7 separate regions of the Mus musculus genome follow, and regions 2, 3, 4, 5, 6 and 7 are each linked to region 1. Evidence: chromatin loops called from intact Hi-C (ENCODE). Cell type or tissue: heart. All regions are shown on one strand.

Region 1 (4,000 bases):
TGGAGGGCTATGAGAGATGATACAGGTATGAAGACCCCACACAGTGTTCATGGTGAGTGTTCAGGGCGTCTCTGATCCTCCTTTGCTTTTAATTTATAGTATATTCGTGTGTACTGGAACACATGTACATATGTATGCAGAGGGCAGAGGGCACCTTGCAGGAGTTTTCTTCCTTCACCTTGTGGGTCCTGGGGGTCAGACTCAGGTTGTCAGTCTTGGTAGCTGGCACCCTTATCTGATGAGCCACGTCACTGACCCAAGTAGAAATAATTTTATGTTACTAATATGTTTTTAGTAAGTACATTTATTTTAAGCTATGTCATGGTGCTTTGAGCTTCACTCCATAGTGTGGGGGGAGTAAATCGTATTTAGATAGGTTCTTGATAAATTCTGAAAAGCAGATTGCAACAGACAGTACGCGCACACACACACACACACACACATATACACACACACACACACACACACGCACACGCCTTTTGTGCAAGAAGAACTGCAATAGTAAAACTGCATTTAAAAAAACAGTGACAGTTTTGACTTTTAGGGCTCATAATTCAAGAGCCTATCTGAAGTGGTGTGTAAATTATACGCATACATATTTTTAATGTATGCAGTCATTTAGCCTGACTGTCTCAGCTCTGAAGTTTAATTTTATAAGTTACAGTTGCAGTAAGAAACAACGTAACATGCTGCGGTTATGCAATTATGATGGGGGTGTTTGGGGGTAAACTGGGATAGGATAAACATGGAGACGCAGCATAGCAGTGTCTGCAGTTGCCAGGTACTAATACAAGCCCTGACTTTCCTACAAATGTGTCACTGGAAGACTGTATTTCCTTGGTCGTAAGTTGTGCTGTGCCTTACACTTGGGAAGGAGTGCAGCTTTCCCAGCCTGAATTCAAGCCACTGACCAAGCTCTGGGAAGGCAGGGCTGTCTTGCTTGTCTCAGAAACCCCTATGGCAGCTGGCACGGCGGACTACTTTGCACTTGGAAGTCACTCAAATAGTGATCAAACTGAAGGAATTAACTTAATTAGTTAAGGTCTGTAATGTGTTTAAGACCTTGGAGAAATACATTAGATGCAGACATAGTTTTTAATAAATCTGTGCGCTAGTTTATTAAGAGCAGTGTCTGATGCCTCAGGGTGGGGTTTTTGAAACATACAGGATGCTCCATTAGGTTATCAGTAATATGGTAGAGACAAGATGCTCCCTTAAATTATCTCAACCCTTGAGTTAGGGCCATCTTGATTTGGAATAGCCATGCTTTCCGTAGCTGATAAACCCTTCTCTCCTGCCACCTCATCATTTGTCTGAGTGGCTCAGCCAATACCAATACCTCTTGCCATCTCTTAGGGTGTTCTTTACATGTTTATAGTCATGGACTTTCGACTGCAGTGGTAGCAGTCCGGGGTTTCCATGCTGGCGTCTCTCTGGTGGCGAGATCCTGGGAGAGAGAGCTCTGGCATTCCCAACTCCCAGTTTATTAGGTTCACAGCTGCTTCCTCCAAAATAACCTGGAAAAAAAGCAACGTGGAGCCCTGCCCAGTTCAGTGAGCTCACTGCTGCTCCCAGCATCCTGTGGCTCTCTCAGAAATCTGTCCTCTTAGGCTGGCCTTACTTACCTCCAGTTTCTCTGCCAAGTATTCCTTTCGTTTCCTATCCTTCCTGGAGCTTTTCCATGCTTTCCTGGCCCCCTTCCCCAGATGTTCACCCACAGCCTCTCTGGCTTCTCTTCCCACTACTGTATTTATACCTGCGAGACACTGGGTTTCTTTGAGAACCGGCTGCCCTATTATCTTAACCACATCTCCCGAGCCACTTTCTCTGTGTTCCTCCCACCTACCTTCCAACGGCGGGACTTCCTGCTTCCAACCAGGCTCCTCCCCTCTGCCCTCGGGCGCCTGAGTCCTGCTCTACCCAACACCTCCTTACTCCTCCCACTCCCCCTACCCCCAATCAAGCCTCAGATCTTCCAGTACATACCTGCCTCTGCCTGTTTCACAGCCTTCTACCATCACAACAGATGTGTTTACAGCACTCGTGAACTGACAGTCAGACGCTCCATACCTCACAGGATAGATGGAATGAGAAGCACTCATTCCATCTCCAAGTTCCAAAAGTTCAGGAACTTTTGGACTTGGTTTTCACTTACCGATTCCACAGGGCGGTTGTTGATTTTGAAAACCTGCTAGGCCGTTTAGAAGTACTTAGAGCATCGCACTTCTTTGCTTCACTCTGAGGTTCCATCCTCTGCTGGATAGTAGCAAACGGAGCTACCCTGATGACGACTGTTGATTTTAAGAAAACTGACCAACAGATCTTGGGAAGCATTCTACAGCTTTCCATAAGCGCCCCAGTCAAAGGGTTTATCACGCAGCAGAATCTCCTTGCTAATCCCAGGTCGAACGGTTTCATTTCATGTTCTTTACCTCGCCTTCTCCTTTAGTTAAATAAATATTGCTATAACCCGAGCCATGTCCCCATCCCCGCTATTTTTTGTTATTTTACAGTTCTCTATGAGAGTGTGATAAGCACCTGAGACACATTTATGCCAAGCGGAGGGATCTGTAGCAAAGAGCTACATTGCTGATGTCACCTCTAAATCTGTAGGCTACTGCGTGGAAACATCTTGTCAGAGGCTTACGGACTAGAACCTGGCAAATGTCATAGAGCTCAATGGTAGGGCGCTTTTCTCGCAGGTCGGAGGTCATAGGTTTGATTCTCAGCTCCAGGAAAAAAAAAAAAAAAAGCCAAACTTGTATAAGCCATTGAACTGTTTGTTCAGGGACCGGCCATTTTAGAAAATTGGACTTGAGAAACAGCTTAGACACTGGTTGTGCATCAGGGGGACTGGGTTTAAGTAAAGTGTTTTCTCTCCGATGGCTCTCTGTTTTATTTGATGGTGGCAGATATAGCGGTGGTTTGAGTTCATCATCAAACGCATACATTCCACTTCCCTTGGTGACTTACGGCCTTTCCTGCCTAAGAAATACATTGTTTCCCCTGCAAAGGAGGGGCAGTTTTTCATACCCGTTCTCAGTAGGTGGTAAGTGAAGTGGGTCTCATAACAGCCCAAGAGGCGCTATGCACATCACAGCCGCTCCTGACAGCTTCTCTCTGAACTCTGGTGCTGTGAAGGAGAAGGACTGCATTCATTGTCTCCAGTGTGGTAAAGGTCTTGGGGTCACATGACTTCTCATAAGAAGATCTGTAGGATCTAGGTAAAGTGAGGCAGACCTGGTTCCTGTGTGCCAAGAGGTGACGTCAGTTCTGCCTGCAAGCTCTGTGGAAAGCAGTGTTCCTAGGATAGTCATGTAGCAACTCCTAGGATTAGAAGGTTGTGAGGGACGAGGCAGCATCTACCTCGTTAGATGCCGTGATGGAGGAATTCACCATCTAGGAATCTCTGGGGGCTGCAGAGCATCTCCTGAAAATCCAGTGTTCAGTTTTCTATGTTAGGGACCTAGGACTCTCTAAGACAGCTTCTCCAGAACATATCTGCTTACCTTTGTGACCTTCTCAGGCTGTCTGTGGGATGGCTTCACTCTTGCTGTTTCTCCTGAGACTAAAGAAACCCTTTCTCAAGTCTGAGTTCAGATCCTTCATGCGCCAAGGAACTGCTTCAGCTGTAAGACTAGTTTGTTCTCTACCTTCCATGTATTCCTCAAGCACATTTGTTATTCTTTCTTTTGGTTTTTAGGTTAGATACTTTTCTTTTCAGTATAGCGAATGGAACCTAAGATGTTACACTGGGCAAGCCCACCTACCACTGAGCTATATCCCCTGTCCATCATTTATGTACTTTCTTAGTCCCAGCTAAATAAATGCTCCTCTGTCCTGCCCACTGAGCCAGAAAAAATTGATTGTGTTGTGTAAGTAGCTGTTGGTTGATTGACAGCTAATAATTGATTTGAGGCTTGGATATTTTTTTTTTTAATGAAAATGGTGCTCCCATTTAAAATTCTCTTTAAATGAGGAAGTCTAGTCTGCACTGTGA
Region 2 (4,000 bases), 110 kb after region 1:
TTTGTACAAATTACGTAAGATAGTAGCACAGTTCTGGGGAAGACTATGCCATTATTGGCCATTATTATTTTAATTTTGTGAATCCAATTTCATTACTTAGGAACATATGAGAAAGAACTGATAATATGTTCAAGGGAGATTTTTATTATTATTTTTAGCATTTAGAACTTTGGTTGAAAATTCATGTATTCAAAGGAAATGTTATAGCAGTTTTCTGGTTTTGACTACTTCACAGTCATAAGCAAGATGGTGGCGTTTTCTTCTTGTCTTTGGTAGATAGATTCCAGGGGCCGGGGGCGGGGGGGTATATAAATCAGCCAGACGGACCTTGAGAACTGTTCAGTTTCATTCCATGGGAGTTCACAGTTCTCATTGCAAATAATTTAAGCATATATTACTTTAGACTTGGCAGAATGCAACCTTTTGCCTCTGCTAGTGTCGGGAGTCCTCCTCACTGTTTAATAAAACACTGTCTTGTTTTCCTTAATTAACACTCACCATGTAGAGGCCGTCCTCCCGCGAGAGCTGTTCAGTCGCGCCACTCCGGTCTGCTTCTTGTGCTCGGTTGGAGCATGAGCTCCCAAGATTGACAAGTGTTGCACTGATCTTGATTCACCCTTTCAAGATGCCTTTGTATAAATGAGGAGATTTTCTTTTCTCTCAAATGATGCACAGCACTAACTTTTGATTTCTGTCTTGTCCTTAGAGTTGAAGGATGCCTTTGACTTGGGCGAGTCATTGGGAATGGGAGTGTCTGAACTTGGAGGGACTCACTTCCTGGCTTAGGGACCTTTAGACACTGAAAAGTTCCCACAACAAAGCAAAAGAGGACACGCTTGGTCCTTTATTTACACAAGGACAATTAGTGACCTGTCTTGATGTGACCACATACACAAGAAGAAGCAGCTTGAGGGAGAGAGGGGTCATTTTGGTCACCATTCCTGGGGATAATGCCCATTCTGAAGAGGAAGGCCCTGGGCAGTCCCGGGATGACACGTGTATCCCTGATAATTGATGCAGCAGGAAGCAGAGATCAGACAGGAAGTGGAGCAGGCTGTCAAGCCTTAGGGCCTGCCCTCCAGCAACCTACCTCTTTCAATACTACTCCATCTGAGTGTTCCACAGCCTTCCAGAACAATCAAGTGACCAAACACAGGAACCCATGGAGGAGATGCCACATATAAACCAACAGCAGACTAAATACTTCCCTAGCATGTGGTTATCGCTTCAGCGTTAGACTTGGCCCAAATACATACGGCGCTTAAGTTCTACAGAGGGGAGATAACCCGCATAATGTAGTTTGACATCAGCCTGAAGATCTTCTGGATGATCATCAGCTAGAGAAGGGCAGAGTAGGTGAGGGGAGGGCTTTGGTGGCTTCCTTCTCCCCCCACCCCCGTTGGCTGTGCATAAGAGGGATAGCGGGAAAGGTGCTGTGCCTCTTTATCAATCTTGGACGTCTTCCTTTCCCCAGATGCCGGCACTTTTGTGTCACTTGAGCGGGGCACATTCAAGGTCCCACAGACTATTCTGGCACTGTGCTAATTTGTTTTCAAGTAGAACAAAAGTAGCTTAATCTCTGAGGGGGAGGGAGCTGTTGACTCAGCCTTCTGAGTGTCCCTGTGATTAGCAGAAGCCTGGCTCCCGATTTGGGAACAGCATGTTATGGGATGAAAACAGGACTCACAGGTGTTCTGTACCGTACAGTCCAGCACAGAGTTCCAGCCATCCCTGCCACGCCTAATTAAATTAAACAGTCACCTGGATCTGTTGCTGTTACTGTTATTTCGTGGCAGAGGAAAAAGTAGGTGCTAATTAATCACTTTGTCCACGACCCTGGAAGAAAACCCTGTTACCTTGGTGAACATGTAGGAAGCAAAGGGTTAGCTATGCACATCGTTACACAGACTCTACACAGAAACCAACCATTCAAACATGGCTGGGAATATGGTTGCTAGGCATTGGGTCCAGAGCCCCACGAGTGCAAGGCAGGTGCCACACCCCGGACTCCTCAAAAATGGTTTCTGAAACAACTGCAAGGCCATCGTGACAGGAAAGCACAGAAGAAAATGACTGAAGTTGTATTTCAGGTTCCACTTTCTCTTTCCCATACTGAATGCATAGCACTAACAAGGCGAGGGTGAGCCAAGTGTTTACTCCCAGAACTGTCTTCTGTCTCTTGAATAGATCCTTCTCTCAGCGAACTCAGTTCTGATGGTCAGTTGGGCACATTAGGCACACTGAAGGAACGGCAGGAACAACAAGGACAAGTGGTGACTCTCTGGAAACCCAAGGGGACACCGACGTGCACAGTGCAAGTAGAAGTAAGGGGAGTCTCTTAGTAAGGCCTCAGGAAGATGGGGTGGGGGTGGGGTCCTAGCATAGAATGGTGGGCCTTCACTTGGGATCCTAGGAGAGTCATTGTGGGCCAGTGTTGTAGCAGGGCCTTTCACAAGGCCAGCTTGTCATCAGCTGGTGACTGGAAAGATTTTGAGCAGAAGGAAATGTTGAGCCAGTCTTGGAGAAGGGGACAGGGATCATCAGTGACACATTGGGAAGTCTCTGTGACCAGTTGACGTATCATCTGGTTTGACATTTTAGCTTTTATCTTTTTTCCTTGGGTGGCACATTAGTTCCTGGTGTCCTGTAGTAACTTTATGTGCTTTAATACAGCATTTGCATCTATAGACTGAATAGGGCAGACCCTACTGGTCTAAGTTAAAGATGGAGGGTGGGGATGGCTTCTGTTCCCAGCCTTGTGGCTTTTGAAGATGCTTTCCTTGAATGGTCTTAGACGAGTCTGCTCTTGGTCTCCATCTGCCCAGCATGGACAGCCTCTGGAATAGCCCCCGACATGATAGAATAGACACAGCAATGCCTGGTTTTGATTTCTTCTCTCTTTTTCCAACTGTGACCCCGATGTTTAAGTAAAACTAGGCAGAAGCCATCTTGAAGGAGAAATTCTGTTTAGGTCATTTAGGATATTGTTTGATCTCACTCACACATGGACATTTTGTTTGCAAGTGGTTCCGTTACAACAGTGGAGTCAGGGAAATGAGTGACAGCTGAGATGACCAATGTCATCAGAGTGCTTAGAGCCATAGTTTAGTGGTGTGCTGTTTCCACAGGCTGTTCAGATTTCTCTTTTATAACCCATGTCAAGCTAAAAATAAAACCAGAGTGTATAAATTTCACTCCTCTGTTGACAAACTCATGAGGTGGCTTCACCCCAGTTTAATAATTTATGTCATGGAAGTGAGTATCCAAAGAAGCCTCATGTTTCCACAAGCTGGGCTCTAGTCAGCATCTCTCCTTCACTGTGAGAAGATAATATCTAGACTTTGTGGAGATGAAGGACTCACCAGCCTCACGGCTCTTATCTTCAAAGGGTTCTTGGTAATTCTGAAACTGTGAAGAGAACAGAGAGAGAGAGGCGGGGATGGAGGGAGGGGTTGGGAAGAGTAAATGAACAAGGCATAAAATATTCATCCTTCTCCCTCAGAAGCGGGAGGGCGTATTGCTTAGCCTGTCAGTATCATAATAGACATATGAAAATGCTGCTCCAACTGCCTGCTTCCCATGTGTGCTGGGGCTAATTGAATTTATTTACTCAGTGTTCTGTATGATAGTTGATGCCAGATTTCTTCCTTCTTTGTAAAAATACAACAATTGAGAGTGACAACCATCTCTTCCCGAACTCAGTGAGCCATCTTGGTCTTCTGGTTTGCGCCTGAATGGGTGGTTCCTTACACACTTCCCATAGCCTGGCGATTTAGGGGTTTGGTTAAGCCCAGATAAACACTTCCTTGATGGATTTTTATGTTTAAGGGAACTCGGATCAGAAGTGAGATTGGACTCTGGAGAAAGAACGAGTATGTGAAGAGGGGATTGGTCCAGAAACAAAGCAGAAAGCCCACTGTTAGAACAGAGACACTCAAGACTGCCATGACTCTGGGTCTCCATACTCTGAAGTCTTTGGCATGCAAAACATACAAGGGAC
Region 3 (4,000 bases), 65 kb after region 1:
TTTCCCTACTTGAACTCTCTATACAGCCCTATCTAGTCCCAGGGCAGCAAAGCCAGTGAATGCCCTTGGAGAAAACAGCTCCGCTGTGGACAGAAACCACTATGTTTCTCTATAGATACTTAGTCACAGATTCAATTCAAGATCATCTTGGCATGTGGTGATCAGAACAGTTAAGTGGAGATGAGTGAGAGGAAGGAGGTCACTTGGTGAGCCCCAGGTGCCAACATGTGTTCTGCTTGCTTGAGAAACCCCTGCAGTTGCAAGGTGGGTCATGGTCCCTGTGTGGCTAGTGACATCACCAACATTGTGCAGCTTCAGAGGCCACTGAATGGAAGTGGAGTTGGGTTGAGTCTGGGGATGTTGCTCAGTGGTAGAGCGCATGCTTAACTTGTGTAAATCTCTACAGTCCTACCTTAGTTACAGTTTCAACTGCGATGATAAAAACACCATGACCAAGAGCAATTGGGGAGGAAAGGGTTATTTCAATTTAAAAACTCTCAGATCGTGTTCGGCCACTCAGGGAAGTCCGGGCAGAAACTTAGAGCAGGAACCCCAAGGCAGGAACTGAAACCAAAGCCATGGGGCGTTGATTACTGGCCTGTTCCTCATGGTTTGCTCAGGTCGCTTTCTTATAGCACCCAGGGCCACCATCCCAGGGTGGCATAGCCTACAGTGAGCCAGGCCCACCACTACTGATCATTAATTGAGAAAATGCACTACAGATTGTCCTAGAGGTCATCTAGTGGGAGCATTTTCTCAGTTGAGGTTCTGTCTTCCCAGGCACGTCTACGTTTGTCCTAAGTTGACATCAAACTGGCCAGTACACTTCCATTACCAGCATATCTTCCAAAATAAGATAAAAAGAAATAAATTGGCTTAAGTGTGTGCTAATAGGAGAAACTAAGGTCAAAGATGTTGTAAATACCATTGACTATTATCTAATACTCTTTAAAAAAAAAACACTCTCTGCAGCAGAGATCAAATTAGGGCAACTACTCCTTGAAAGCATGCATCTCCCTCATTTAGCCTGGCCACCTAGGTCTGGGTTAACTTTGTTGGCAGAGCTTTCTAAATTTTCTCTACTCCTGAACCCTTTTTACTAAGAAAATCCGACGTGACTTTATAGGTTTATAGAGTAGACATTTATCAGGAATTTACTGATAGCAAATCATCAGAAAATGTTCTTTAAAACAATCCTTTGATATACACAGATTTTTACCATTTTTCGAGGTTGATGGCAGGTTTGTTTACTAATGAGATTGCCGTGATTATTTTCACTCAGAGTTAAATCTTGGCTGAATGTTTGAATGTCTTCGGCATTTTTCATATCTGATAACTGTTTTCATTTTATCATTGTTCAGAATACCATGTTATCACATGATCACGTCGTATAAAAAAGCAGAAGTATGTTTACAAGTACTTACTTTGGAAACTGTTGGAAATTCTGTTCTAATCCTAAACCAAAATTCATTTAATGAATTTTCAAACCTGTTTTGTTTTGTTTTGTTTTTTGTTTTTTGTTTCCAAGACAGGATTTCTCCCTGTAGCTTGGCTGTCCTGAAACTCACTCTGTAAACCAGGCTGGCCTGGAACTCATAGATCCACCTGCCTCTGCCTCCTGAGTGCTGGGGTTAAAGGTTTGTACCACTATCTCCCAGCTTATTTAATGATTTTTAAGTCAGCAACTCAACATCAATGTGTACAATCAAAAGTTTTAACACAGTATAGTTTGAAAAGATGCTGGTTTGATGCCCATGCATTTGAACACACACATAAACATACACACACCTACAGAAAATCTTTGTTTTCCATAAGTAAGCTGTAATGTTTCTGTAAGAGCAGAAGGCTTGATATGAGTGGTTAATAAACAAGTCAAACACTGCAGTTTATGGTCTCAGCCATGCCATTTTAGACAAAGTCCTTCTCATTGCATGGCGTGGACAGCACATATCGTACGAAGTATGTGTGTTATATGTTAAGAACCTCTATCCTTAATTGTCTGGCCCCATGTTGGGCTCTGATCCACAGTTTAAGAAGTTGTGTCTTGGGCACAACTGTCTGTCTCTAGTCATTGCTGCCTCCCAGTGATCCGTCTCATCAGCAGCCCTTCCTGCATTACAGAACAGAGCCACCAGTAGACAGGAGGCAGCTAATGTTTAAGGAGGCTGCAGGTCTGGCTGCAGCATTTCCTGTCTTGCAGATTGATGGTGTCTAGCTCTTCGGCTGATGTCATCGTGCATCTGTGTTTCAGAGTGCGTGTAACAGGGGAGGAGGCTGGTTTTAACGAAGCAAACTCATTACCCCTTGAGGGAGGAAGGGGAAGCTCCTGGCTTCCTCCTGTTTGATTTGTTGGCTTCATGGGGGGGGGGTGGGGGGGACAAATGACTGTGTCATCCTATAGGAGAATGCTACTTTCTCTTTGACATATAAATAAACAGCCTTCCACGTTTGATTTGTTCATTTATTTTACCACTGCTGGAACTGTTAGTTTTTAAAAACCATGTCATGTTACTTTATTGTATTTTGACTTTCATTTTTGGAATGGGAAGAAGAGAACCAATAAATATGTCTCTGAGTTTTATTAGGTAAGAAGTGGAGGACTCTTAACTGCAAATGACCACTAGGAACCAGAGTCCTCTAAAGTCTGATAGATGAGCCAATAAACCAAACAAATCCCAGGGAGGAGGACAGGGGCTAAATTGTTTCTGGAAATATCTTTGTCACAAGGACTCACCTTGTATCCATTCATTAAAAGAAAGCATTAAAATATCCTCTCATCTCCTGTCCCCTTTATCTGTTAGAATGCAGGTAGTAATTAGTACCTCTGCTTATTTTTGTTAAAAGCATATGTCCGGCCTGCAGGTATCCAGAATATAGAAGTGTTAGGTGTTAGCTTTCAAGAGCTTCTAGATTCTTATTAACTTGAGTGGTGCCGAGACAAAAGTGTATTTGGCAACTGGTCCTAAGTCATGTGTATTTTCCCTCTTCATGGTCCTGGTGCTCAGGTTTTTGGAACTGGCATCAAGGCTCTTGTAACCTTCTGTTTTTCCAATCTGTCTGTCATTATCAGTTTGTCATTCCCAAACCTGACCTGAGCAGTGGGTGTCCAAGCCCATGCCAGGTAGCTACTTAGATAAAGGAATGGTTTAGGTAGAAGTCTCTCACCACTCTGTTGCTAGGTTACTGAACCCTGAAGAACTGGGCCCTAAACATATCGTTTATGCTCCAAATTTGTTATTTATGGTTGCAAGCAGATGCCGTTCATAATTGGGGGAAACAATGAGATATAGAATGAATAAAATGAAATAGTTGGACACAGTACCTCAACAGATAACTACAGGTGGGTGTCTAGGACATGTTCAGCGAAGGAGACTGGTTTGAAGTTACTGTTTATGCCCAGGGAGTTGTGGGCCACCTTTGCAGAGCTGTGAAGTTCATTCAGTCATGAACTTGAATCCTGTAACCAGAGCTAGTTGATGAGGCTGCAGTCTGGTGTTCCTGGGCTAGAGTGAGATTAAACGCATCAATTTTGGATATAGGATTTAAATTTTTTTTTCATTCTTTTATTTACATTTTCCACTAAAATGTCTTCCTTATTCATATTTTAATCATATGGGAAGTTTTTAAAAAAGAAATAACCCTTATTCAGAGACAACATTTACCAAACATTTGGCCTCTTTTAAACAGCTATGGATAGTAATTTTCAGTTTTGCCTTTCATAAATGTTTCTCTTAAAGGCAAAATTACTATTGGTGTCTTATCTCTAAACACGTCTGCTTTATAACCAGCATCTAAGCTAACAAATGTTAGATTCCTACTTTTTGCAAAGATTTGCACAGGACCAGGGTCATTGAAAACACAACTGGTCCTCAAAATTTACAAATGACACCAAGAAGAAAGTTCACAGTACAAAACAACAGTATGGACGATCCCCCAAGGCTGTGCATAATTATTTCTGAAATGAGAGTTAAATGCTAACTTTAGAGAGAGAAGACCTCAA
Region 4 (4,000 bases), 160 kb after region 1:
TTTATTTTTATTTTTTAAGGAAAAGGAGCAATGGAGAAGCAGTGGTGTGTGACTGTCCATGCATTTCTCTGGGGTGCATGAACGACACATGCATGCCCAGATGGCGTGTGATGTAATTTACCAATGCTAGCCACTATGGTTGCGCGCCCAAGTGCTTTAGTCTGTTCTGAATTCTGAAGGGCATTTTGATCCAGTTTAAATCTGCAGTGACATTTTCCTGTATTTCTATAAAAATTTCACATTTTAATGTAACTAATGGTGTTTGTTATGTACTGCGTCAGGCTGTTCAGAAGGGGAAAATTCTATCATTAATGTCCTATAATAATATGCTGCACGCATTTAGAAAAGCTAGAAATGGGTTAGTTACTAGGGCTGTCTAGAAATAATCGAGTTCTTCCCAAAGCACACTCTCCTTTCAGCATCTCCGGGCTCTACTGTATAGTAGGGTTAAGGTTGCTCGTTCTCTCTCTCTCTTTCTCTCTCTCTCTCCTGCTGAACCTGGCTTGTTTTGTGTGTCACCTTGTGTCTTGTGTCTTAGTCAGGGTTTCTATTCCTGCACAAACATCATGACCAAGAAGCAAGTTGGGGAGGAAAGGGTTTATTCAGCTTACATTTCCACATTGCTGTTCATCACCAAGGAAGTCAGGACTGGAACTCAAGCAGGTCAGAAAGCAGGAGCTGATGCAGAGGCCATGGAGGGATGTTCTTTACTGGCTTGCTTCCCCTGGCTTGCTCAGCCTGCTCTCTTATAGAACCAAGACTACCAGCCCAGAGATGGTCCCACCCACCAGGGGCCTTTCCCCCTTGATCCAAATCTCCTTCATCTTCTCATCTCGCTTTTAATGAACAGCAATGTGGAAGTCTAAGCCAGATAAACCCTGTTCTTCCCAGCTTCCTTTTTGATCATGGTGTTTGGCCGCAGCAATAAAACCCTTACTAAGATACTTTCTCATTGCTTGAGACAAGAACTCGCTCTATAGCCCTGACTGGCCTGGAACTCACGTTGCAGACCTGCCTGGTCTCAGGCATCCTCTCCTTTTGACTGCATGTGTTCTGTAACCTGTTATGGCCAAGTGAAGTGAGGACTTAACATTGATGACCTCCAGCGTGAGGAGTTTGGATGTTAAATGGATGTGGAGCCTCACAGCCTGAGTGCCCTGCACTGGCTAAGAGGCAGGAAGTAAACTTTCTTTCTGTTGATCTCCACGAGCTACCCTCTCCCTAACTGATAAAAACATCATCGGCAGAAACTGAACATAGTCCCCACGTTAGATGGCTCCCTACATGTGTATGCCTTGAAAACCCCGGAGAAGGGTCTTTTAAAATATCCTTAACTTATAATTGTCAGTAGGACTTGCTAACACTGTAGCTTGTTTCTTTTAATTACCAACATAGTGACTTAATGACTTTGTTCTAAATTTGTTGATATACAATTAAATCTGTTCCGAGCTATTTCCTGTGGCTGTTTAACTTACAAGATTGTTTTAAATGTTTCCCGTCTGCCTTTAAAAGCAACTGCATGAGAAGCACTGGAGTGCCTTAAAATCACCCTGCTTCCCCACCCCCGCCGTCACATTTGTTTGCTGCAAGATGAGATTTGTGGCAGGATTTTTCATTTATGGGGAAAGAATTGCAAAGGAGGCTGAGACGTCACATTTTCACTTCATCACCAGTAAATGACTTTAACAAAATACTAGTAAGTCTAGAAAGCTCTGTTCCTCCGTAATGACAATGGGCATTTGGGGCTTCGTGTTCGTGTTCTGATGCTGGTTGGACCACGTTTAATAGCTGCAGCTGACAGAGCGGACATGTCGATATGCCAACACGCAGTAATTCTGGGGAAGTGACTATGGTTCAGCTCATCACAAGCATGCAGAAGACAAGCTATTTAAAAAGAGATCGTGTCCTTTTCCATCTTAATATTATGTGAGAAATCAAATATTTAATGTCAAAGGAGGTGGTTTACAGACTTTGCGTTCTATGAAATACACCCTCCTGAGGGGAAATGATTATTTTGTAACTGAATATATTCCTATTTTTCAAATGTGCTTATGTACCCCAAATTTTCTTGATTATGGGACTTGGCAAAGTATTTTTTTTTTCTCCTAGTTTCCATGGGTTTTCTGAAACGAAGTGATTCAGATATGGAGGTAAACAGACGGACAGACTGACTGACAGAAGTGTGTGAAAGACACCACCTACAGGACAACCCCTTTAAGCTTTCTTGTCCGGTGTCTTGTGTCATTTCTCCCCACAGGAAGCTGTAGTAGTTCCAGGAACTAGGACTTAGCTCCAGACCTCAGTCTGACCATTGTGGTTTCTAAAGAAGGGAGAACCCCTGCGCTGGGCATTGGAAACCATAAGGGTTCCTCTCATTTAAGCCCAACTAGAAAAGAGCCCCTCACTGCTACCACTGACAGCCCAAGCAAGAGACAGGAGACAAGGAAGTGACAGAGAAAAAGAAGTCCCATCCTTCTGCATTAAAGCCCTTAGCAGGTAAATTTCTGCGAGCATCCTGAGGATGCTGCCTCCTTCAGCGTGGCGGAGGAGGGGTAAGAGAACTGTTCGGAAAGTCATTGGCCCTTCTGGGTATTTTCTCCTTCCCTTCACCCCTCTGGGAGTTGCCAGCTGGGTGGGAACGCTCTTGGCAGCTGCCTTAATACAGTTGCCTTGGCTGTCTTCAGCAACTGAGAAAGGAATGATAAGTTTACTCAGACATGACAGCATGCTCTGTTCCTAAAGAAAGAAATTATCCGAGGCAAAGGAAAACTTCGCTATTTAAATAAGCTTGTCACAACCTGACAGTAGTTTGCAAGCATTTTTTTTTTAAATGGATGCTTCTTCCAGCTGATGGAGCCATTGGCCGTGATCAAGGGTGGATGGGTGCCCTTCCGGGTCTCTATGATAATGCTGAGGTATCTGTGCAAAGCTCCAGGTAGTGTGAAGGGCACGTGGGGGAACCCGAAGTGTGAAGGCATCTTCCCTCTGAAATGAAGTGCTCAGATTTGTAAAGAATCGCCAAGGTCCCCTTTTCCAGCTGTATACTCCTAGGCCCGTGGAGCCTCTCTCTATGCAGGGTGTTCTGCGTGGATCTGGAATCTGTGTTCTAGCAAGCAAGCATCCCAGAGGGTAGTGGTGCCTGTGTGGACAGAGGAAGACCCATGGCTTCTGCCCTGTCCCCATGGTCCCCAGCTAAGGTAGGAGGGTACTTAGTTTTTAACACCGGGTTAACATTGAACTCTTTTTTTGTCTCCTAAGGGAAAGAACATCTTGGTTTTCTCTTTCTCTTCCCAATTCCATTCCTGGTACAGGTGTCTCATGGCTCTGGGCACACTGTCGGGTTAACACCTTCAGCTATGAACATGGCTCTCCATCCCTGCCGACAACCTCTTCAGCCACTTTTTGTTTCCTGTCCCATCCCCTCTAAAAATGGCAAAGCACTTTGAATCCCCTGACAGACAAACCCTGACGTACAAGTTAATTAGGTTTCTAAACAAATATAAAACTGGCTTTTCTTTGATAAATGCAGGCAACCAGTGAATATGTCAGTTCTCTGTGTGGCAAGGCACAGAATATCCTGGGGATGCATAGGAAAAAATAAAGAACAAAGTCTTATTAAAAGTCAAAATGTAATAGTAACGTTCCCAGTGAGACATCACTTCACAGCAGCTCCAATGGAAGTAATTGAGAAACTGACAGATGTTGAAGCGGGGATGTGGAGAACCTGGACCCATCATGCATTGCGGGTGGGAATGTAAATCATGCAACTCCTTTATAAAATAATGTGTTGATATGTTCAATACGGAAACAAAGCTTACTGTACAGCCCAACAGTCCCACTTCCAGGAGTCTCCCCAAGAGAAATTAAAACATACTTGTATGTACACAAGAATGCTCATGACGTTGTTCTTTATAAAGCCACAAACTGAAAACAATCTAAATTGTCCATTGAGTGATAGCTAGGTGAGCCAAAGGTGACATATTCACACACTAGGATGTTA
Region 5 (4,000 bases), 240 kb after region 1:
AAGGCAACTCTTATAAAGTTCAACATTCAATTAAGGCTGACTTACAGGTTCAGAGGTTCAGTCCATTATTATCATGGCAGGAAGCATGGCAGGCTGCAGGCAGGCGTGGTGCTGGAGGAACTGAGAGTTCTACTTCTCATTCTGAAGGCAAACAGAAGATAGTCTCTCAGGCAGCTAGGGGGAGAGTCTCAATTAAATTACAGCAATACACTTCATCCAACAAGGCTACACCTCCTAATAGTGCCACTCCCTGGGCCAAGCATATTCAAATCACCACAGTGTATGTATATGTACTAATATGTGTGTGTGTGTGTGTAATCCTGAAGTCACCACCAGATGTCCTTCTTTTTTATTTTGTAAGTGTTTTGCCTCCATGTGTGGCTATGTACCACACATGTGCCTGGTGCCCCCCAAGGTCAGAGGAAGGTACTGGAGTCCCTGGAACTGGAGTTACAGACAACTGTGAGCCACCGTGTAGGTTCTGAGAACCAAACTCCAGTTCTCTGTGGTAACAAAAAGTTCCTTAACCACTGAGCCATCTTTCCAGCCACCTGAGTGTCTTTCTTGATTGCTTCTCAGCTTGTCCTTTGAGACTGGGTCTCTCGCTGACTCCAGCACTCACTGATTGGCTAGACTCGCTGGCCAGAGAACTCCAGGGATTCTTTGCCCCATCCTATGCTAAGGTTACAAACACACACAAACATGCTTGGATCCTTTATGTTGATCTAAATACAGGGCTAGCTATATATATATATTTTAAGTGCAGGCACTTTACCCACTGAGCCATCTACCTAACCCAAAAAATACTGGAAGATATATTGATTATATTCATTTATTTCGAGGGTGCATGCTATAGCATGCATGGAAGTCAGAGAACAATTTTCAGGAGGTAGGTGTCTCCTTCCACCATGTGGGATCTGGGAATTTAACTCTGATCATTAGGCTTGGTGCTAAGTCATCTCCCTAGCCAAGAAAATACATACATACATATATATATATTGTCTTCTTTACGGAGACATAGACTTTTTTTCATGCATTACTCACTGTGCAATGCGGTATAACAGCTATTATTTGCATTCACATTGTATTAGACGTAATCTAGAGTTATTCCAAAGTACAAGTGAGGCTATGTGTAGGCTGCATGCAAGTACTACAACATTTTATAGAAAAGACTTGAATTGCCATGAAGAGTGAAGTACTGAATTTTAAGAGCAGGATAACAACCTACATAATGAGATCAAGTCTGCAAAGTGGCAAACACACCGATGAATCACGTAAGTAAATGGAAGAAAAAGCTAACAATGGTCACTTTTGAACCGTGGCAAATGGACATTTTTTTCCCAGTTTCTTTTTGACAATTATCTTTATTTTTTTATAGGTAACACTGATATTACCCATAAAATGTGTATTACTGTTATAATAAGAAAACAGTATATTCTTTTCATTTAGAAAGTATAAAGATAAAAACAAAACCCATACCCATTCAGATTCAACTATTGTTTTAATATATGTTTCTGGAAAATATTTAATTTAAAATAAATAGCAACTGTAGCATGGACTCTGAACACCCACCCACACACACACACACACACACACACACACACACACACATACCTTAGTCCTGAGTCAGGTCTACCCAAAGCCCCTGGGTGCCAAAGGCAGGGATGGAAACCACCCCATGCTTTTCTATGCACTGTTCATGTGTTCATTACCTCTAGTTCTCTCAAAAGTCCTTTCAGCAGCACGTGACTGGCCCAGTTTTAGAGCACCAAGAAACATGTAAGGACCAGTGCTGTCGCCACACTAAGCATTTTGTTTGTTTGTTTGTTTTCATTTTTATCTAATGACTAAAACCTGAGCTTTCCTTAAAACTAAGCTGTGGGCCAAGGGGTGTGTCCAGAAGCAAGGAGTTGAACTAACTGTCCATTTCTTGCCAGATGGAGATGAATATTTTTACCTCATTTTTTCTTAAAGGGCTGCTGTGAGCATTGCATGGCACAGTAAGGGGAAAACCTTCACACAATGCCAGGGAACAAGTTAATGACACTTGGAGCAGAGCTGAGACGTGGACATGAATCTATATGGATTCTAAAATCCATGTGCTGCACCCAAATCTCCACTATGTCAGGATGCATGCTCGCTCCCTCTGCCCTCTGCCCTCAGGGCACCTGCGCCCCCAGCAGGCAGATTCAGGCATTCCCAGGGCGGCAGCTGTGGTCCCCCGCTGGGCGCTGGAGAGATCAGGTCCTTCTGTTTGGCAGGTAACTGGAGCCTCAACCCTGTTCCTTAATTCCAGAGACTGCAGGAATAACAAAATACATGGTTTCAGCTGCAAGCCGTCCTGGGGATTTCTTGATGCTGCATACGGCAGGTAGATGGCTTCCCTTAGCATCCGAAAGATGCCATTAAACGGGCTGGGGACAATCGGTAGAAGATCCTTTGGAGCTTCCGTGTGCTTTCTCATGCCTGGGTCCATGGGCTGGAGCACAGCTAGCCCCTGAAGGTGTGGGTGGTAGAGCCCGTGCTGTTCTCTCCCTTTGGGCGGAACCTTATCCTGCAGTGGGGCTGGGAGGGTCACGCTGTGCCTTTAGAGCATGCAGATCTTCCTCCACATTGCAGCTGGGGCACCAGGCCGCCCACAGGAGACAGGTGGCCCAGCTCTGTGCTAAGCCTCTCTAGGCTCAGGGAGAGCTGTGGTTTCTCTCCCCCACTGTGTACCCTATTTAGTATACTCATGCTCTAAGTGACAGTCACCCAGAGTCCCCGAAGCGTAATTGTCAAGGATGAAAATTTATGGAGAGAGGAAAAAAAACGGGACTCCTGTTCCATCTCCTAGCCTCACTCACCCACAGTTATAACCTTCCTACCACACTTCTCGTGGAAGGATTCTTTCCCCACACAGCAAGGTGAATAAAAATCTCTGCCATATGAGGTACGTTGTGAGGTGGATAGAAATGAAACGTCTGATCTATGTAGTTTGCATTTACAGCTGGCTTCTAATGGGATGAAGAAAAATGGAGCCGTTTAATGGCGGTATTTTATGTCTAAGGGTAACTGAAATGCCAGAAGGGAAGACGGTGAGGAGACAAGACTGGTAGATGATGAACATGCCTCGGGGCCCTCCCGAGGTGTCAGGCACTGGGTTAGGTGTCTTCTGTGTGTTCGTTCTCTTGTTTTATATAAGAGACTACTCAGCTCAAAGGCAGGCAGCTCGCAGGCACATTAAAGAAAAAGAAACGTTCAGGACTGGAACGCCTGCTGTGTCAAGACACCTAATTAGAAAACAGTATCACATGAATTAGTAAGGAGGCCTCCTGTTGCACGGAAGAGTGAAAATAAACGTGTCACCAAAGGAATCACGGAGCCAAGCATGTTATCAAGATGATGCAGCGGGCAGAAGTCTGTGGGGAACTGGGCATGCGCTACACCTGCGTATAATGCTGAACAATAAGCCTTCCGGACACACTTGCTAGATCAATAAGGGAATCCATTACCATCAGAGACCTCCATTCTCTTGAACCTAATTGTCCCGAGGCAACCCCAAAGCAGCAAAAGAAAGCACTTTGACAACAACAAAATTTAACAGCTTTTATTTATTTTCTTTAACTAAATAACTAAGTTATTTAATTAGTAAGAACTGACAACTTTAATCAACAACAAAAGATAGAGATTCTTGGAAGGGAAGAAAGTTCTTCGGTGCAGGGAGACAAGATCTAATCACCTATGTAGCCCAGGCTAGTCTGGAATTTAACAGCCCTCCTGCCTCAGCTTCTCAAATGCTGGGATTACAGCCCTGTGTTACCATGGCCAGCAAGTGAGAATTCTTACATAATCTCTTACATAGCAGTTTCTTTGAGTTTGTTGAGGCAGTTCACAAATGAGAATTGCAGATTATCATGAAGTCCCATCGAAGGGGACTTAGAAATCCATTGCCATCTAGCTGGAAATGTCCCTTGTTTGCTCTTCCACTCAACCACAAGCGTTGAGAACCATATCAGAA
Region 6 (4,000 bases), 55 kb before region 1:
CGAATCACTGTCACTTGACTGAAGGTGTGCTTCTCCACGTCTTTACTTCAGTCTTTCTCTTGCTGTGTCTACTGGCTTATAAACTCCGAGCTTTTAAAAATTTTTTTTTAGTTCTCTGCTTTGTCGTTCTTATGGCTCCTCTCCAGTATCTTTCTCACCTCTTGAGTTTAATCCTAAGTCAATTTATTGTTGATATTTTTAAATATATAAAGCACTTAAGAAGATAGGGTCTCCAGTTGGCTGTTATTAGTTTTTTACTTAAACACTTGTTACTAATTTCCATATCTGTAAAACCGTGGTCTAAGAATACACTTTATATAACTTTTGTATGTTGGAACACTGTCAGCTTTTAATTTTGCTTTTTTTTAAATATGACTGCTTTCTGCAAATAGCCCACAAAATGCCTCAAAAGAAGTTGTGTTTTGTTTTGTTTTGTTTTCAGTGTATAAACTGGACTCCTGGTTTTGCAGTACATGGAAATGTGTCTGTTTTAATAGTCACAACCATTCATCTCCTCAGACAGAGCCTAATACACAGGAGGAGTATGGATGACTTCCAGACATGCTCAATCACCCTGGTGCAAGTGACAAACACTCCCACTTGTGACTTACTGCTCCATGATGACATGTCCCAGCAAAGAAAATGCCTCAAGTAGTATAAGCATGACTACATAAATTTATCAAATGACTCAATAGATTAAAAAATTCAGTATACAAAAGGAATTTACAACATCTAATAGAAATAAACACTTGACAAAAATGTTTTTGAAATAAATAGCATTGACATAGAAGTAAAATTGATAAAGATCAATCATAATAAAATACATTCCACACCATCTTGGTGCCTTGTAATGAAATTACAGAAATACAATAAAACATTTAAAACCTGTGAGCAAAGAAGTTTCCTATAAACTATACAAGAAGAGAAATTGTTTCTAAAAATCTTCTTTCTTCTCAAACTCATCTATGTTTATACACAGAGAGCTTTTGTAGGACTTAGAAGGTTGCTTCACAAATTTATATACATATACAATAAAGGTAATTGAACAACTTCAGGGCACAGTGATTTGGAAGGCTTATTTTGCTCTAAAGCTAAAGCAATCAAAAATAAGACAAAAGATGGGTGTGGTAGTCCAGGCCTTCAATTTCAGCTTCTTTTCTTTGAAATTGTATCCTCTCATTTCTACCCTTAATATCAATCAAATTTAAAGACCTCTTATTCAAGTATATTCTCCAATGTACCTGTGTACCAAGAATAGAACAGTCAATCTGACCTAAATTGGTTTTGGACATATGCACAGTAAGGCAAAATTATGTCCTCCAGTTAAATTTTAGGGAGGATCCCCCATTTATTATCTTATCCCTGTGCTTAATTATACATGCATACAATGAAATCCAGATGAATTATGGGAAGGGACATGTGCATTGGGAAAAATGAATATATTATCTGATCTATTAATCAAAATCAAGAGCTACCCTTTTGTGACCAAGACCTCTTTCTCTTGAACACCATAAAAGAAAACCCAAGAAATAATTGGGCCCTTGACCATTCTCAGTCATGTAGGCTGCTGTCAATCATCTTGACACCACACCACTCTGTATTCTGCACTACCACTTTGCTCCGGAGAAAGTTATCACACTTCTCTTGCTAATCTGAGAGGCCTTCTTTCAGTTCTCTGGATTAGAGGCCAAGAGCCTAGAAACACAAGTTCATCCCAGGCCCTGACCCTGGTAACTGTTAAAACATTTGGTTCTCTAAAGTTAGAAACAGCCTAGCGAGAATCCTGCCTTGGCAACAGTCTCCTTGACCTCGGATATAAGACTTCCTGGCTTGCCTTTCCTCACTTACAAGTTGGAGATAATCTTTGCAGGACTGTCGAATGATATGAGATGAAGCAAATGTCGATGCACACTAACTTTGACCTATCTTCCTCTTAATTTTATTATTCTACCTCTGTCTACAGGACTGCACTTTTTGAAAGCAGGATACGTGTTGATCCTCCATAACATGTAGCTGGATACAAAATGCAGAGTGGGAGCCCCAGAAGTACTTTTCATCCTGTATACTATTTTGTTGACATTAAGTGAAGAACATTACTGTCTTAAATGAGCAATGAATTCAAGTCCATTCTCATCTTTTCATTCATGTAAAAGATAAGAGTGTGACAACATATCCTATAAACAAATAAAATGTTAACATGGGATGATATTTCAAGCATGTAATAAGCTAAAGTTCTTGAATACGATTTAGGAATCTACTTAATATTAACCCCTGAAAAATTAAGATCTCCTGAATATTAACTAATATTTTAGCATAAAAATTCCAGTTTGAGAAGCAAAAGAGTTTCTGGACACATCTGAGAATCAGCCCAAGTTTATTCTGGCACCGTGCCACCAGAGGTAAGGAAATGTTCATGTGTCCCCATTGTGCAGTCACGTCTACAAAGTGACTGTTCAAGTGACCCTGTCCTATGACATGGCTAAATGTTTTTTACTTAGCCTTCCAGACACATCCAAAGTCATCCATGTGCCAGAAGCAATTTAACATATGACTCACGGAAGCTTGAGTCAAAACTCAAAGCAGATAGCAATATGTGAGAACTGTTGCTCCTAATGAAGAGACAGCAGTGCTCACAGAGAACACGTATCATACAAGATGAGGAAGAGTCAAATTGAGACACAAGGTCATTTGGGGAATAAGAAGCAAAGAAAAAGTTCAGGTCAAGTTCCTGGAAGACAAAGAGTAGAAGGGTTTGATTTAATTGAGAACTGTTTGTGGCTACACACCTCTAATTTCAGCTTACAGGAAGGATGGCAAGTTAGGAGCCAGTCAGAGCGACAGAGTGAGTTCAAGGCCATGCAACACGTCTTAGCTAGGACCTGTATCAAAATCACAAAACAAAACCATTCAATTCAAAAGGGAATTCACCATAATATTTACCAAAAAGAAACAAAGTAAATGATAATGTACTAGAGAAGAAGGTAACAGCATTTAATTTCCCTATGTGACATGAGAATAAAACTATGTGACCATGTTGGCTGTCACAAAATATAACCAGAGGTACTTGGTGGGGAAGAAAAGTCCACTTTCACCTGCATAATTTTTGCTTCTTAAATTGTCTTGCCTCTCACAGGAGACCTGATGCCCCTGCCCTAAAGCCGTTTGATCACATGAACCCACAAGGCCTCTGTCCACTGCTCTCTACTAAAGACTCTTGGCTAGACTTCATGATGGAGACTTCATCCTCTCCTCCAATAACAAATTTTCATTACACTTCAACCTTTCATCCACTTCCACCCTGAAAACGATATGATTTTGAATATTATCTAGCTTTGACAGAATTAGATGGTATATTCTTCATATGCATGTAATATTCTCTCTCCCTCTCCCTCTCCCTCTCCCTCTCCCTCTCCCTCTCCCTCTCCCTCTCCCTCTCCCTCTCCCTCTCCCTCTCCCTCTCCCTCTCCCTCTCCCTCTCCCTCTCCCTCTCCCTCTCCCTCTCCCTCTCCCTCTCCCTCTCCCTCTCCCTCTCCCTCTCCCTCTCCCTCTCCCCCTCTACTCTGTGTACCCCTGACTGTCCTGGAACTTGCTCTGTATAACAGGTTGGCCTTGAACTCTAACTCTCTCTCTCTCTCTCTCTCTCTCTCTCTCTCTCTCACACACACACACACACACACACACACACACACACACACACACAAAACCCAAAAAACAAAAAGCAAAAAATAACAACCCTTCTGCCTCTGTCTCCCGAGTGCTGGGATTAAAGGTGTAATTCCATTTTATTTGTTTGAGTATTTGTTTAAATTCCAGAGGAAATACTACAGATATATACTGCAGTTGTTGGGAAAAGATGGATTTAAGGTTTCTTTAAAGGGCATCCTGTCCCAATTCTTTCATATTCTTTTCAACAGGAAAAGGAGAGATAAAAAGAACTTGAAAGTAGATGCATCCCTAAACTCCCATCCTGCCACCGCATTATGAATCAGGGACCTTGTAT
Region 7 (4,000 bases), 130 kb before region 1:
TCCAGGGGCTCATTTGTCTTTGCTTTTCCAGGGCCAGGGTCACAGATGCGTGCAGCCACACCTAGCTTCTTACATGGGTGCTGAATATTGAACTCAGGCCCTCATCCTTGCCTGGCAGGCATTTTACTACCTGAGTCATCTCTCCAGCCCCCTCTGGTGTTTTTATGGGGAAAAAAAATCTAAACTTGACACCATCACACTATAGAATCCACCGTTAGCTCAGCAAGTGAATCATGCCGAACTCAGTCAGGGGATGTTAAAGTACAGCTATTTTAATGCAGTGATTTTAATATAAAGAACTGTTAACTTGATACAGTTTTTAGCTTAGTGATTGAAAGTGTAAAAGTCGATGTCATATAGACAAAACCTGTAGGAGATAGCTGCCTCGTGTTGGTGTTTCTCTGGGGAGCGGGGGGAAATAAAGAGGCTGCTTTCTGCCAGAATTGGAGAAACTGCAGACCGGATTCAGCTGCTGGGAAAAGGGGGTGGAGAGGTACCACTGGAAGGATGCCGGCAGGCGCAGGAGACACCAGGAGCAGGAGACGCGCCAGACACTAATTGTTTAGATGGTATTAGAACAGCAGACCCGAGCTCACTCCAGGCACAGTGTGGCACAAGGTGGTCCTTTCTTCCACCTCCAGTCTTGCAGCCCCTCACTAGGGCCACTTCTGCAGGTTAGCAATGGCAGTATAGATGCAAAACTGGGGTGAACATAGATGCCAGGAAGCAAATAGGAATATAGGGCACCACAAGACTGCTCAGGCTTGAGAGGAGAGATGGGCTAGAGATAGTCCTCACTAACAGCAGACAGAAAAGAGCTCACTGGTTCCTCTTGAGATGAGCCTCCAAAGATGATGTCTGTTGACCAGGTAGACATGCTCACTGAGGAGTACATCCCATGTAGGACGAGCAGTCTAGACCAAGACGTGGAAGTGGGAAGGAGTAGGGTGCATGTTGAGACTATGGAAATAATTTGACACAGTTAGACTATGAGATGCAAGAAACAGAAGATGTGAGAAGGCATAAGAACCCTGGGCTCAGCAAGGGCTAGATCATGAAGACTAACTAGTCTGTGACAATTGAACTGTTGAGCCCTATGTCCGAAGCCACAAAGAGCGGGTGGGTAGTGTGAACAAAGTTGTGTTTTTGAAGGCTTATTTCTGACCATTGTGGAGGATCACATGGGGAGGAGCAAAGGAGACCAGTTAAGAAGCTACGAGAAAGTCCCCATCGGGCAGTGGTAACCAATACTGGAAGAAATAGTGCCAGTGGGTGAGGACACAGACTGTGCAAATGCTAATGGGGTAGAAATGAGAGATATGCTCTAGTAATATTTTTATTATAAATTCCCATTGTGGGGTTGCTTCCCACCTTAGTGGTTTATGTTCCTGAATGTGAGACACACACACACACACACACACACACACACACACACACACACACACACAGCTTTTATATTCTAATTCGCCTTAAGCAGCACAATAGCAGGGGAACGGCCTAGCCTCCATGTTGCTAGAATCTGCCTCCCACAGATAATTCTGAATTACTACTTACTAATGTCTACGTTCCATCTTGGCTGCTCTGGACCCAATTAAGCAGCCCTCTGGGCCACTCTTTCTTGGCCCCAAGCCCAGGGATCTCTCCTTGCTTCCCTACCCCGTGGCGCTCTCTCTCTCTCTCTCTCTCTCTCTCTCTCTCTCTCTCTCTCTCTCTCTGTCCCTCCTCCTCCTCCTCCTCCTCCTCCTCCTCCTCCTCCTCCCTCCCTCCCTCCCTCCCTCCCTCCCTCCCTCCCTCCCTCCCTCTCCCTCCCTCCCTCCTTCTTCCAATCTCTCTATCTCCTCTCGACACATTCTCCCAAGGTAGGGCAGGTCCCTCTCTCTCCTTCCTCCTGGTCCCAAGCCCAGGAAACCTAAAACCCCACCTCTTTCTCTCCTCAGTTATTGGCTACTGGCATCTTTATGTATTAATCAGAATTAACTGGGGGGCAGGTTCCCAGAAGCTATGTGCAGACCCTCTAGTGCAAACTGTTCTTTGGGGACCCAATCAGCATTTGTAATACAAGCTGCTACAACATACAAGTCAGGTCAGGACAAAAGGGACTGTCTATGCCATGCCTGGAGTGGGCTCCTGGAGGTGCCATTCTCCAGGCATTGGCCTTTGGGTGAGGGAGAGATAAAAAGGGCTAAATGTGTGACAGGCTTTTCAGATCTTGCAAATCAGAGACAGAACATTACCTTAAAAGGCAGCTGAGTTGTCGCTGACCTCATCTTGCATGGGACCTTAGTCTTCAGATGACATCAGTCATTGCTTTTCTCAAGAGATGTGGTTCACTGTCATGATGGAAGTCATGCTGCAGGTCCAGGGAAGAGCTCTTGGATTTGTGACTCAGACAAGAGGCAGTCCTCCTTTCTCATTTCTGTTCTCTTCCTGTGGTTCACAGGGTAACGCTCAGGTACATGATGGGAAGGAATATGGCCAATGGATTGGGGGGTGGGGAACTGGCAGATGGATAGCTTTGTCCTGCACTCATGATACACTCCTTAACTAATTTCCTTCTCATCCGGAGTCCTGCCCTGAGGAGACACTCGGGAAACGCCCTTGGAAGTTGTGCTTGAAGTGAACTCAGATCTCAGAAGATGGTGTTGCTGCAGCTCACAAGTTCCTGAAGTCTGCTGATTACAGCCTGAACTTGCCTTTCTAATGAAATATTGTCTCTATTGAGAGAGCAAGCCACACACAGGTGTCACATAGAGCTTGCGTGACAGCGGGGCTGTTCTGTTTCAGAAACTCTAGAGCATCTGTCCCTCCTTAGTAATGTCTTCTTTTTACTCCTGCAAATACTTCGATTTCATGCTTTGAATGTAAAGATGAGGGGCGGGGATTTGTGAGCATGTAGGGGGTCCATGTATATCCCAGAATCAACAGAAGGCTACTTCTGCCTATTCTTCAACCCATGACTTGTGTTTACACTTCTGTACACAGCCATTCAGCATTACTCTCTCCACAAAACCCAGCGGAAACCCACTGATCTTTCCCACCCCAACTTCCCAACTTCATAGGCATCCTCTAAGCTTCTCCAACATCAGGATCACGACTCTTCAATGCTTGGGTGTCAATAGTTCTTGGGTGTCAGATTTCTGTTTGAACAATCTGTATGACAGTGTAAACCCAGGAGGTCAGGGGTCTCTTATTTACCTGTGTACTCAGCACTTATAACAACAGGCCAGTGAGACATCACTACCCACGTTCCCCTGGGTCACGTCCCAGAGTCACCATGGATAGACTTTGTGACTCATCTATGGCCTTTGTTTACACCCAGGCCTCCTAGCTCTTAAAAATCTCACCTCAGAGCAGAAGGCCTTAAGCTAGCTGCTCCCTTTCTTTGTTTGACCTGTTTGTCTCCTTCCCACTGTGAGCTGCTCCATCCACTGTACTCTATTCACTGACCCTGCCTTCCAGCACCACAGACCCCTCAAGGTTATGCACACCCTTGGTTAACAATGTACAGGGCTTTCTGCAAAAGAAATCAGCAGGCTCAAATATCAATGTGTTTGGTCCATAAACAAGTACACACACACACACATACACACACACAATAATAATAATAAAATAACAACAATAATAATAATGATGATGATGATGATGATGTACAAGTTTGGAGATTGGTGTGGTGACTCTACAACTTCCTTTATTAGCAGAGTGGAGCTTTGTTTGATTTCTGAAATGTGTCTAAGATCGAGAGCAACTGAGTCTCAGCATTTCACACCAACAGCTACATCCCAACCTTGTTTGGTGACAGGGCAGGGTGCTGGGGGGTTCCCATAGAGCATTATTTCTTCCTTAACCAGGCCCTGAGTGTTTCTGAAGATTTGAAGATGTGTTTGAAGGATGCTATAGACATCTTGGCAAGGCTGTGCTGGTTTATTCTTCCCACTTTGGAAAGCAGCCAACACTACCAGAAGTGGAAAGCCTGCGTGGAGAGAGACTTCCTGCTTTCCTG

What was found. Hi-C counts contacts between places; a loop is a spot of excess contacts. Peaks named below come from ENCODE experiments on the same cell type or tissue, not always from the same donor. Only the 100,000 strongest peaks of a DNase experiment are listed, where the experiment ranks them.
Region 2: it touches region 1 in a loop (2.2-fold over the local background); 5 of 42 quality-filtered maps call a loop at or near these places.
Region 3: it touches region 1 in a loop (2.1-fold over the local background); 7 of 42 quality-filtered maps call a loop at or near these places.
Region 4: a loop joins it to region 1, with 1.9 times the contacts of the local background. A loop is called at or near these places in 2 of 42 quality-filtered maps.
Region 5: it touches region 1 in a loop (1.9-fold over the local background); 2 of 42 quality-filtered maps call a loop at or near these places.
Region 6: a loop joins it to region 1, with 3 times the contacts of the local background. A loop is called at or near these places in 4 of 42 quality-filtered maps.
Region 7: a loop joins it to region 1, with 2.1 times the contacts of the local background. A loop is called at or near these places in 6 of 42 quality-filtered maps.

What each region holds. Positions count from the first base shown.
Region 1 is chr1:152,082,704-152,086,703 of GRCm38, reverse strand. The region is part of intron 1 of 1700025G04Rik (RIKEN cDNA 1700025G04 gene); the gene reads left to right. Among named protein-coding and RNA genes, the nearest start is that of 1700025G04Rik, 5.6 kb to the left of the region's middle. In heart, a CTCF peak has its summit at 1,570; a DNase peak (open chromatin) is centred at 1,553; H3K4me3 peaks cover 777 bases; H3K27ac peaks cover 614 bases.
Region 2 is chr1:151,972,676-151,976,675 of GRCm38, reverse strand. All of the region lies in intron 3 of 1700025G04Rik (RIKEN cDNA 1700025G04 gene), which reads left to right. Among named protein-coding and RNA genes, the nearest start is that of 1700025G04Rik, 120 kb to the left of the region's middle. In heart, a CTCF peak has its summit at 1,665; a DNase peak (open chromatin) is centred at 1,585.
Region 3 is chr1:152,017,589-152,021,588 of GRCm38, reverse strand. The region is part of intron 1 of 1700025G04Rik (RIKEN cDNA 1700025G04 gene); the gene reads left to right. Among named protein-coding and RNA genes, the nearest start is that of 1700025G04Rik, 71 kb to the left of the region's middle. In heart, a CTCF peak has its summit at 2,143; no DNase peak of the experiment used is centred here.
Region 4 is chr1:151,924,585-151,928,584 of GRCm38, reverse strand. The region is part of intron 3 of 1700025G04Rik (RIKEN cDNA 1700025G04 gene); the gene reads left to right. Among named protein-coding and RNA genes, the nearest start is that of 1700025G04Rik, 160 kb to the left of the region's middle. In heart, a CTCF peak has its summit at 2,197; no DNase peak of the experiment used is centred here.
Region 5 is chr1:151,844,777-151,848,776 of GRCm38, reverse strand. No RefSeq gene overlaps it. Among named protein-coding and RNA genes, the nearest start is that of Edem3, 91 kb to the right of the region's middle. In heart, a CTCF peak has its summit at 2,216 (motif pointing left); no DNase peak of the experiment used is centred here.
Region 6 is chr1:152,138,118-152,142,117 of GRCm38, reverse strand. No RefSeq gene overlaps it. Among named protein-coding and RNA genes, the nearest start is that of 1700025G04Rik, 50 kb to the right of the region's middle. In heart, no CTCF peak of the experiment used is centred here; DNase peaks (open chromatin) are centred at 1,697 and 2,457.
Region 7 is chr1:152,217,539-152,221,538 of GRCm38, reverse strand. All of the region lies in intron 7 of Gm36920 (a long non-coding RNA gene), which reads left to right. Among named protein-coding and RNA genes, the nearest start is that of Gm36920, 70 kb to the left of the region's middle. In heart, a CTCF peak has its summit at 2,135; no DNase peak of the experiment used is centred here.